2 separate regions of the Homo sapiens genome follow, and region 1 is linked to region 2. Evidence: read pairs that join two places in POLR2A ChIA-PET (ENCODE). Cell type or tissue: OCI-LY7. All regions are shown on one strand. Links, peaks and the distances in the headings refer to the core of each region. The heading gives the core; the rest is flanking DNA.

Evidence for each region. ChIA-PET counts read pairs that join two places held together with the same protein. Peaks named below come from ENCODE experiments on the same cell type or tissue, not always from the same donor. Only the 100,000 strongest peaks of a DNase experiment are listed, where the experiment ranks them.
Region 1: POLR2A ChIA-PET joins it to region 2 with 10 read pairs; 2 of 35 experiments call an interaction of 5 or more read pairs at or near these places.

What each region holds. Positions count from the first base shown.
Region 1 is chr19:16,873,456-16,878,592 of GRCh38, reverse strand. SIN3B (SIN3 transcription regulator family member B) reads right to left here. Exons shown (of 19, transcript NM_001297595.2): 15 at 2,365-2,538; 16 at 2,015-2,107; 17 at 954-1,048; 18 at 203-410; 19 at 1-96. Among named protein-coding and RNA genes, the nearest start is that of F2RL3, 13 kb to the left of the region's middle. RefSeq lists an enhancer at 2,612-2,761. In OCI-LY7, for the core only: no CTCF peak of the experiment used is centred there; a DNase peak (open chromatin) is centred at 2,572.
Region 2 is chr19:17,407,150-17,412,286 of GRCh38, reverse strand. All of the region lies in intron 2 of BISPR (BST2 interferon stimulated positive regulator), which reads right to left. It also overlaps a transcript of MVB12A not described here. Among named protein-coding and RNA genes, the nearest start is that of BISPR, 4.0 kb to the right of the region's middle. RefSeq lists an enhancer at 4,419-4,945. In OCI-LY7, for the core only: no CTCF peak of the experiment used is centred there; no DNase peak of the experiment used is centred there; H3K4me3 peaks cover 990 bases; H3K27ac peaks cover 1,308 bases.

The sequences.
Region 1 (5,137 bases), core at 343-4,342, 530 kb after region 2:
CAGGCTAGCCGCCTCCACCGTCACATTGTCCTCCAGCCAGCGGCTGTGCCACTCCTCAAAGTGCTGGTGGTGGCGGAGCAGGACCAGGGGCTGCACCTGTTGAAGAGGCCGGGTGTCAGGGCAGCTGAGGGCTGGACCCCCAGGGCCCCAGGACTTGGGGTGAGGAGGGGCATGTCGGGGCAGCCCAGGCCTCCCCTGGCACCTGCTTGGCCCGGCAGAGGGTCCCGCGACGGTACATGTAGTCCTCGGAGTTCACGATGAACACCATCTTGTGAGTGCTGAGCTTGAAGCGGCAGTCCACGTCGCAGGCGCTCTCCACGCCCACCAGCCGCTTCCAGGAGCTCCTGGCCTCACCGCGCAGGGCCCGCGCCTGCTCGCTCTGCCACCGGCGGCGGAACTTCTTGAGGTTCCTGGGGGCGAAAGGAGGTGGAATGGACTCTGGCTCTCGGCATTGTGGGAGGAGGATTTGCAGGCTGGGAAACCCCCAGGCCTGGGACCATCAGAAGATGTGCTACCTCCCAGGGGTCCACAGAAAGCAAATGGAAGCAACAAGAAATGCCCCCAGATCTGAACACCCACCAGCAGCCCCCACTGGTCCCATAGGTGCCATCCTAGCCCGACCTGAGGTGGTCCAGGGTCCTGCCACAGCCACCCGCCTCTGGCCTGGCCCCACCAGCTCTGGCAGCGTCTCCCTCCAGTCCGGGCATTCACTCTTCACCCACTGACGCATCGTGGGGTTGGCCTTGCCCCTCCTACACCTCACCGTCCTGGGGTTACTAATCCCTCCACTGCAAACCACAAGCCTCAAAAGGGCAGGGCCTGCCTCAGCACACAGCAGGCACCTACTAAGTGCTCCCAGACAGTGTGCCATGGTCCAGCCCCCGTCAGGACAAAGGGGACACTCCCTGGGCCCAGGAAGGAAGGAACAGAGCATGCATCTCAGGGCCTCTTACCTCTGCAGGAACACAGGTTTCAGGAGGAAGCCCTCAGTGGGCGAGCTGGACGCGCCCTCGGTCCCCACATACTGCTCCACGTACCGAGCCAGGTGCTGGGGACAGGGAGAGACACAGCCCGTGATGCCCCTACAGCAGGGCTATGGCCACTCTTACTCTGGACTCTGAGTTCAGGAGCTCACAGGGGTTCTGTGCCCCCCACTGCCAGAGCATGAGGAGAGCCGCTGCAGAGGACTCTGATCCCTGACGGAGACCCCAACAGACTATAGCTCTTGACAGAGGACCCAGTGACAGCGGGACTCACACAACCAGGCCACAGCTGAGGAGCGCCAGAAGCCCCCGGAAGCTGGAAGAGCAGGAAGGATCCGCCCCAGAGCCTTTGGCAGGAGCACCGCCCGGCCCACACTGTGGTTGTGGACTGCTGACCTCCAGGACGTTGAGGGAATAGACTTCTGTTGTTTGAAGCCACGTGGTTTGTGGTCATTGTGGTGGTAGCCCCAGGAAATGAATGGGGTTGGCCTAGCTGAGTAATGTGCACACACACTGGACCTGTTGGCAGGTGCCGGGAGCTGCAGGCCCCAATGACCACCCTGGGGACACACACGGGTCAATGCCTCACTGTCACCAGGATGCGGGAGGTGAGCAGGAAACATCTGTCCCCGCAAAAATTGTGACTGGGAGCTGGGCCCAGGTGGCTCCTCTGCTGGGGATTAGGAACAGGATGCAGCCCTGACACAAGAGGTGCAGAGGTCACAGCCACGGGATGCCCTGAGTGGGAGTCGGGGGCCAGGGAGAGGTGGCTTGGTTCCCCTCCTGCCCTGGGACACAACCGCTTGCTCAGGAGGAGTGGTCTGCTCTTTGGAGAGGGGGCACAGAAGAGAGCCTGGTGGGGGAGCAGGGAGGGAGGCAACCCCACCCACCAGGCCTCAAGGAGAGCCTGTGGCCTGCAGAGGGAGGGTCTCTGGATGCTGCGCGGCCTGCGCTTGGCTGGTGGGAGCCCCATGCTGCTGCCCTCAGGCGCTCCCTGGTATGCGTGGCACAGACTGGGGCCAGGGCCTCACCTGGACCTCCACAGGGTCCTCCGTCTGGGCCTCCTCGGTGTCCAGGAGCTCGATGGTCATGATCACCTGCCCTTTGCGCTGCAGGAACATCACCTGCGGAGCAGGAACGCTGACAGCCTCCACTGCCGGCACAGCCCAGCCGGCACAGCGCAGGCTCGCAAGGCCACCCGCCTCCCGCCTTTGCCACCCTCCCAAAGCCCTGATGCTTCCTGCAGGTCAAAGGTACCTCATGGGCTCTGCAGCAGGGCCGGTGTCCCAGCCGCTGAACCAGGGTCCACCCAGGACTGAGTCCAGAGCGGAGTGAGCGGCCGGGCCTCCCGGCGTGTTCCCAGCCCCAGGCCTCCTCTCACCTTGAAGCAGTTCTCGTCGGCCATGCAGCGCTCAGCCTTCCACTGGTAGCTGGTCTCCCTAGCAGCGCGGACGCAGCGGGAGGACAGGTTCCCACCAGCGGCACCCCGCTTCTTCTCGTTCAGGTAGAGCTCCACCACCTTCAGGCAGACGTCATCGCTCACGAGGTGGTGCAGCTGGCGGGAGGAAAGCAGGTGGTGCGGCCACCCCGCCTCCTGCGGGAGTCCCCACCTCACCCACAGAGGAAGTCGACAAAGGCCAGAAACACATCAGGATGGAGAGTGCATGACACAGGGATGAAGAGACCAGAATCCTGACAGGCTGTGGGCAGACCAGACCAAACAGACCAGACCAGACCAGACCAGACCAGACCAAACAGACCAGACCAGACCAGACCAAACCAAACAGACCAGACCAGACCAAACAGACCAGACCAGACCAGACCAGACCAGACCAAACAGACCAGACCAAACAGACCAGACCAGACCAAACCGACCAGACCAGACCAAACCAGACCAGACCAGACCGAACCGACCAGACCAGACCAGACCAGACCAGACCAAACAGACCAGACCAGACCAGACCAAACAGACCAGACCAGACCAGACCCAAACCAGACCAAAACCAGACCAGACCAAACCAAAACCAAACCAGACCAGACCAGACCAGACCAGACCAAACAGACCAGACCAAACAGACCAGACCAGACCAAACAGACCAGACCAGACCAAACCAGACCAGACCCAAACCAGACCAAAACCAGACCAGACCAGACCCAAACCAGACCAAAACCAGACCAGACCAAACAGACCAGACCAGACCAAACCAGACCAGACCAAACAGACCAGACCAGACCAAACCAGACCAGACCAAACAGACCAGACCAGACCAAACCAGACCAGACCCAAACCAGACCAGACCCAAACCAGACCAAAACCAGACCAGACCAGACCCAAACCAGACCAAAACCAGACCAGACCAGACCAAACAGACCAGACCAGACCAGACCAAACCAGACCAGACAGACCAGACCAGACCAGACCAGACCAAACAGACCAGACCAGACCAGACCCAAACCAGACCAAAACCAGACCAGACCAAACCAAAACCAAACCAGACCAGACCAGATCAGACCAAACTAAACCAGACCAGACCAAACCAAAACCAAACCAAACCAGACCAAAACCAGACCAGACCAGACCAAACCAGACCAAACCAAAACCTAACCAAACCAAACCAAACCAGACCAAATCAAATCAGACCAGACCAAAACCAGACCAGATCAGATCAGACCAAACCAAAACCAACCAAACTAGACCAGATTAGACCAGACCAAAACCAGACCAGACCAGACTAGACCAGACTAAAACCAAACCAAACCAGACCAAATCAAATCAGACCAGACCAAAACCAGACCAGATCAGATCAGACCAAACCACACCAAACCAGACCAAACCAAAACCAACCAAACTAGACCAGATTAGACCATACCAAAACCAGACCAGACCAGACTAAAACCAAACCAAACCAGACCAAACAGACCAGATCAGACCAAACCAAAACCAAACCAAACCAGGCCAGATCAGATCAGACCAGACCAGACCAAAACCAGACCAGACCAGACCAAACCAAAACCACACCAAACCAGACCAGACCAAATCAGACCAAATCAAAACCAAACCAAACCAGACCAGACCAGACCAGATCAGAGCAGACCAAATCAGACCAAATCAAAACCAAACCACACCAGACCAGATGAGACCAGACCAAAACCAGACCAGACCAAATCAGACCAAACCAAAACCAAACCAAATCAGACCAAAGCCAGACCAGACCAGACCAAACCAGACCAAACCAAAACCAAACCAGACCAGACCAGGCCAGACCAAAACTAGACCAGACCAGACCAGACCAAAACTAGACCAGACCAGACCTGAACAAAACAGACCAGGCCAGACCAGCAAACCCTGCCCGGGTGTGAGAAACACACAGAAAAGACACGGAAAAATATGTTCCAAAGCAAACCCAGGAATGAGCTGAAGGTGGCCTGAGTGCAGGCTGTTCCTTTCCCCTAAATGCTTGGCTGTAAATACACTGCTACTCCTTTTACCTTTGCACTGAAGAAGGAAGGAATGGAAACAGCAGGGATCGTGGGGCAGACAGGGCTGTGTGAATCACCCGCCTGCACAGCCCAGGCCCTGGTCAGGGGACCACACTCCTTGGGGGTTCCATGTGCAGCTTTGTTGAATGGATACAATAACACCTGGACACGCATAGGTTTCAGACAGTACCTGGCACACAGCAAGTGCCCACTGAATGCCAACTGCTACTGCTAAAAAACAGCAATGCTAATTTTTAAGAAAAAGGGAGGCAGAGTCCAGACATGGCCTCGAGGCAGGTTACAAACAGTGTGGAGGGGCCCGCAGTGAGCACCTGGCCCAGGGAGATGCAGCTGGGGTGTGGTGCAGCCACAGCTGGGACAGCAGGGCAGCATGTGGCTCTCACTACAGCTCCAGCCAGACAGCCCCATTTTCATTGCTTTGTTTTTAACAGGTTCTAGAGGAGTTGTTTATGGAAGGGGGGGATTTTTTTAAAGCATTAATCAATGCTTTCCATAAACCATCTGGTCCAATCTCCTGGTGTCACAAGCAAGGTTGCTGTCCCCGAAGCCATGGCCCATGAGGGGTGCCCAGCCTGGGGGGGGGGGGAGGGGACAGACTGCCAGCCCCCTGGCGTCCCCTGCGTCACTTCCCCAACACCATGTGCTGGGCCCTG
Region 2 (5,137 bases), core at 884-4,883:
TCAAAAAAGAAAGAGAGAGAGAAAGAGCAAAAGAGAGAGAAAGAAAAGCAGAGGCCCGAGGGAAAGGAGCTGGTTCGCCATGATGGAATTTGAGCCCAAGTCTGACTCCAAACCTGCACTCAGTTCTCCCCAGGGCAGGGCTTGTCACGTCTGGTGGCACCTCTGACACTTGGGGCTTGATCATTTACTGTGGGGGGCCGTCCTGTACACTGTAGTGTTGAGCAGCATCCCTGGCCTACATCCCTAGATGGCAGCGGCACTCCCAGCCCCCGCGGTGACAATAAAAATGTCCCCTGGAGCAGAATCGCCCCCACCCGCTGAGCGCCCTGGGGCCAGCGACTTCCTACAGGCATGGAGTTGTCCTCAGAAGCCCATCCGGGGCCACATCTCAGTATCCCAAAGTAAGTGAAATATGCATGTAGTGTAATAAACAGAAATGAAACAGCTGAGGGATGGTTGCGGATGATCTTTGCTCCTATTTTTTTTTTCTTAGCCAGGTGCAGTGGTTCACACCTATAATCCCAGCACCTTGGGAGGCTGAGGAAGGAGGATGACATGAGCCCAGGAGTTTGAGACCAGCCTGGGCAACATACAGAGATCCCGTCTCTACAAACAATACAAAACTTAGCTGGGCGTGATGGTGGTGAGTGGCTGTAGTCCCAGCTACTCAGGAGGCTGAGGCAGGAGGATCGCTTGAGCCCAGGAGTTTGAGAAAAGCCTGGTCAACATAGTGAGACCCCATCTCTACAAAAAAAGTAAAAAAATTAGCCAGGTGTGGTACTGAGCATCTGTGGTCCCAGCTACTCGGGAGGCTGAGGTGGGAGGATCGCTTGAGCCCAGGAGGTCAAAGGCTGCAGTGAGCTATGATCACACCACTGCACTCCAGCCTGGGCGACAGAACAAGAGCCTGTCTTTAATAAATAAATAAAAGAGGGGAAATTGGGTGTAGGGAATGTGGGAAATTCTATTATCCTCACTGTTTTTTTTCTGCAAATCTAAAACTATTCTAAAATAAAATGTTGGCCGGGCACGGTGGCTCACGCCTGTAATCCCAGAACTTTGGGAGGCTGAGGTGGGCAGATCACGAGGTCAGGAGATCGAGACCATCCTGGCCAACATGGTGAAACCCTGTCTCTACTAAAATACAAAAATTAGCTGGGCGTAGTGGCGCATGCCTGTAATCCCAGCTACTTGGGAGGCTGAGGCAGGAGAATTGCTTGAATCAGGGAGTTGGAGGTTGCAGTGAGTGGAGATCGCGCCACTGCACTCCAGCCTAGGTGACAGAGTGAGACTCTGTCTCAAAAATAAATAAATAAAATAAAATAAAATAAAATGTTTCTTTTCTTTTTTTTTTTTTTTGAGACAGAGTCTCACTCTGTCGCCCAGGCTGAAGTGCAGTGGCGCGATCTCACTGCACTGCAACCTCTGCCTCTGGGTTCAAGCGATTCTTCTGCCTCAGCCTTCTGAGTAGCTGGGATTACAGGCACCTGCCACTACGCCTGGCTAGTTTTTGTATTTTTAGTAGAGACAGGGTTTCACCATGTTGGCCAGGCTGGTCTCGAACTCCTGACGTCAGGTCATCCACCCGCCTCAGCCTCCAAAGTGCTGGGATTACAGGCATGAACCACTGCTCCCAACTGAAATGTTTCTCTAAAATAATAATAATTATATATATATATGTGTATATATATATGTGTGTATATATATATGTATATATATGTATATATATGTGTGTGTATATATATATGTGTGTGTGTATATATATATATATATATATATATATATATATGAAGCTAAAACCAAAAGAATGCTAGCGGCTGGGTGCAGTGGCTTACTCCTGTAATTCCAACACTTTGCGGGGGCTGAGGCAGGAGGATCTTTGGAGCCTAGGAGTTTGAGACCAGCCTGGGAAACATACTGAGACCCCCATCTCTACAAAAAATAAAAAATTAGCTGGGCGTGGTGGTGCACACATATAGTCCCAGCTACGCCAGAGGCTGAGGTGAGAGGATTGCTTGAGCCCAGGAGGTCAAGGCTGCAGTGAGCTATGATTGCACCACTGCGCTCCAGCCTGGGCAACAGGACAAGATTCTGTCTCAAAAGAAAATAAAAAAAGAAAAAGAATGGTAGCATAACAGTTTCCATTTCTAATTTTATTGCGAAAGTAATTGTGGTTTCTGCCATAACTTTTAGTAAGCATAATTAATTAATGCCATTAAAAGTAATGGAAGGCCGGGCGTGGTGGCTCATGGCTGTAATCGCAGTACTTTGGGAGGCCGAGATGGACGGATCATGAGGTCAGGAGTTCGAGACCAGCCTGGGTAACATGGTGAAACCCCGTCTCTACTAAAAATACAAAAATTAGCTGGGCGTGGTGGCGGGTACCTGTAATCCCAGCTACTCAGGAGACTGAGGCAGCAGGATTGCTTGAACCCAGGAGGCGGAGGTCAGAGGTTGCAGTGAGACGAGATCGTGCCAATGCACCCCAGCCTGAGAGACAGACCGAGACTCCATCTCAAAGAAAAAAACAAAAAAAGGCTGGGTGCGGTGGCTCAAGCCTGTAACCCCAGCAATTTGGGAGGCCGAGGCGGGCAGATCACCTGAGGTCGGGAGTTTGAGACCAGCCTGGCCAACATGGAGAAACCTAAACCTCTCTACTAAAAATACAAAATTAGCCGGGCATGGTGGCGCATGCCTGTAATCCCAGCTACTAGGGAGGCTGAGGCAGGAGAATTGTTTGAACCCAGGAGGCAGAGGTTGTGGTGAGCTAAGATTGCATCATTGCACTCCACCCTGGGTAACAAGAGTGAAATTCCATCTCAAAAAAAAAAAAAAAAAAAAAAAAGTAATGGCAGAGGCTGGGAGCGGTGGCTCATGCCTGTAATCCCAGCACTTTGGGAGGCCAAGTCGGGTGGATCCCTTGAGGTCGGGAGTTCGAGACCAGCCTGGCCAACATGTCGAAACCCCGTCTCTCCTAAAAATACAAAAAGTAGCTGGGCATGGTGGCAGGCATCTGTAGTCCCAGCTACTCAGGAGGCTGAGGCAGAAGAATCACTTCAACCCAGGAGGCAGAGGTTGCAGTGAGCCGAGATTACACCACTGCACTCCAGCCTGGGTGACAGAGGGAGAATATATTTAAAAATATAAAATAAAATATAGGCCGGGCACGGTGGCTCACGCTTGTAATCCCAGTACTTGGTGAGTCCAAGTTGGGTGGATCACCTGAGGTCAGAAGTTTGAGACCAGCCTGGCCAACATGGCGAAACCCCATCTCTACTAAAAATGCAAAAAGTAGCCAGGCATGGTGGCAGGCATCTGTAGTCCCAGCTACTCAGGAGGCTGAGGCAGGAGAATCGCTTCAACCCAGGAGGCAGAGGTTGTAGTGATCGAGATCGTACCACTGCACTCCAGCCTGGGCGACAGAGAGAGATTCCCTCTCAAAAAAAAAAAAAAAAAAGTAATGGCAGAAACCGCAATTACTTTTGCACCAACCAATATATAAAAATACATTATATATTTAAAAATATAAAATAAAATATAGGCCAGGTGCAGTGGCTCACGCCTGTAATCCCAGCACTTTGGGAGGCTGAGTCAGACAGATCACCTGAGGTCAGGAGTTCAAGACCAGCCTGGTCAACATGGCAAAACCCTGTCTCTACTAAAAGTACAAAAATAAGCCAGGCATGGCGGTGGGCGCCTGTAATCCCAGCTACTCAGGAGGCTGAGGCAGGGGAATCGCTTGAACTCCGGAGGCAGAGGTTGCAGTGAGCCAAGATCGTGCCACTGCACTCCAGCCTGGGCAACAAGAGCGAGACTCCATCTCAAAAAAAATTAATTAATTAATTAATTAATTAAAACAAAATAAAATAAATATATGTACTTAAAATATATATATATATTTATTTTTAAATAGGGATAGGATCTCTCTATGTTGACCAGGCTGGTCTCGAACTACTGGCCTCAAGCAATCTTCCCATCTCAGCCTCCCAAAGTACTAGGATTGCAGGCATGAGCCACTGCACCCATCCCACCATTTGTAATTGTGGGCGGCAAGCCACCCAGGTGCCAAGGCAAGAGACTGAGGACACGAGCTGTTCCAGTATAATAAAATATAAAACAAGAATAGTTATACCAAATATAGATCTTAGAGATATATGAATATCATTAATCATTAGTTTGTAGTAATTACTCTTTATCCCAATAGTATAATAATCCTCGGTCTACAATCATAACCTAGGAAAAACCAGGCCATACAGAGATAGGAGCTGAGGGGACATAGTGAGGTGTGACCAGAAGACAAGAGTGCAAGCCTTCTGTTATGCCCGGACAGGGCCAGCAGAAGGGCTCCTTGGTCTAGCGGTGACGCCAGCGTCTGGGAAGACGCCCGTTGCCCGAGCGGACAGTGGTCTAGCGGTAGCGAAAAGTGTCAAGGAACAACACCCACTACTTAGCAGACCGGGAAAGGGAGGCTCCTTTTCCCTGGGGGAGTTTGGAGAAGACTCTGCTCCTCCACCTCTTGTGGAGGGCCTGACATCAGTCAGGCTCGCCCGCGGTTATCTGGCAGCCTAACCGTCTCCCTGTGATGCTGTGCTTCAGTGGTCACGCTCCTAGTCCGCCTTCATGTTCCATCCTGTACACCTGGCTCTGCCTTCTAGATAGCAGTAGTCATTTAGTGAAAGTACTAAAAGTCTCTGATATGCAGAAATAATGGCATAAGCTGTCTTTCTGTCTGTCCCCTCTCTCTCTCTCTGCCTCGGCTGCCAGGCAGGGAAGGGCCCCCTGTCCAGTGGACACGTGACCCACGTGACCTTACCTATCATTGGAGATGACTCACACTCTTTACCCTGCCCCTTTTGCTTTGTATCCAATAAATAACAGCACAGCCAGACATTCGGGGCCACTACCAGTCTCCGCGCATTGCTGGTAGTGGTCCCCCGGGCCCAGCTGTCTTTTCTTTTATCTCTTCGTCTTGTGTCTTTATTTCTACACTCTCTCGTCGCCGCACACAGGGAGAGACCCACTGACCCTGTGGGGCTGGTCCCTACAGTAATTTTAAAGGGAAGAGCAACAAACTTTCGGTTTGCAGGGCTGGGACTGTTTACAGCTGCAAAATTTAGAGAGGACATCAATCTATTAT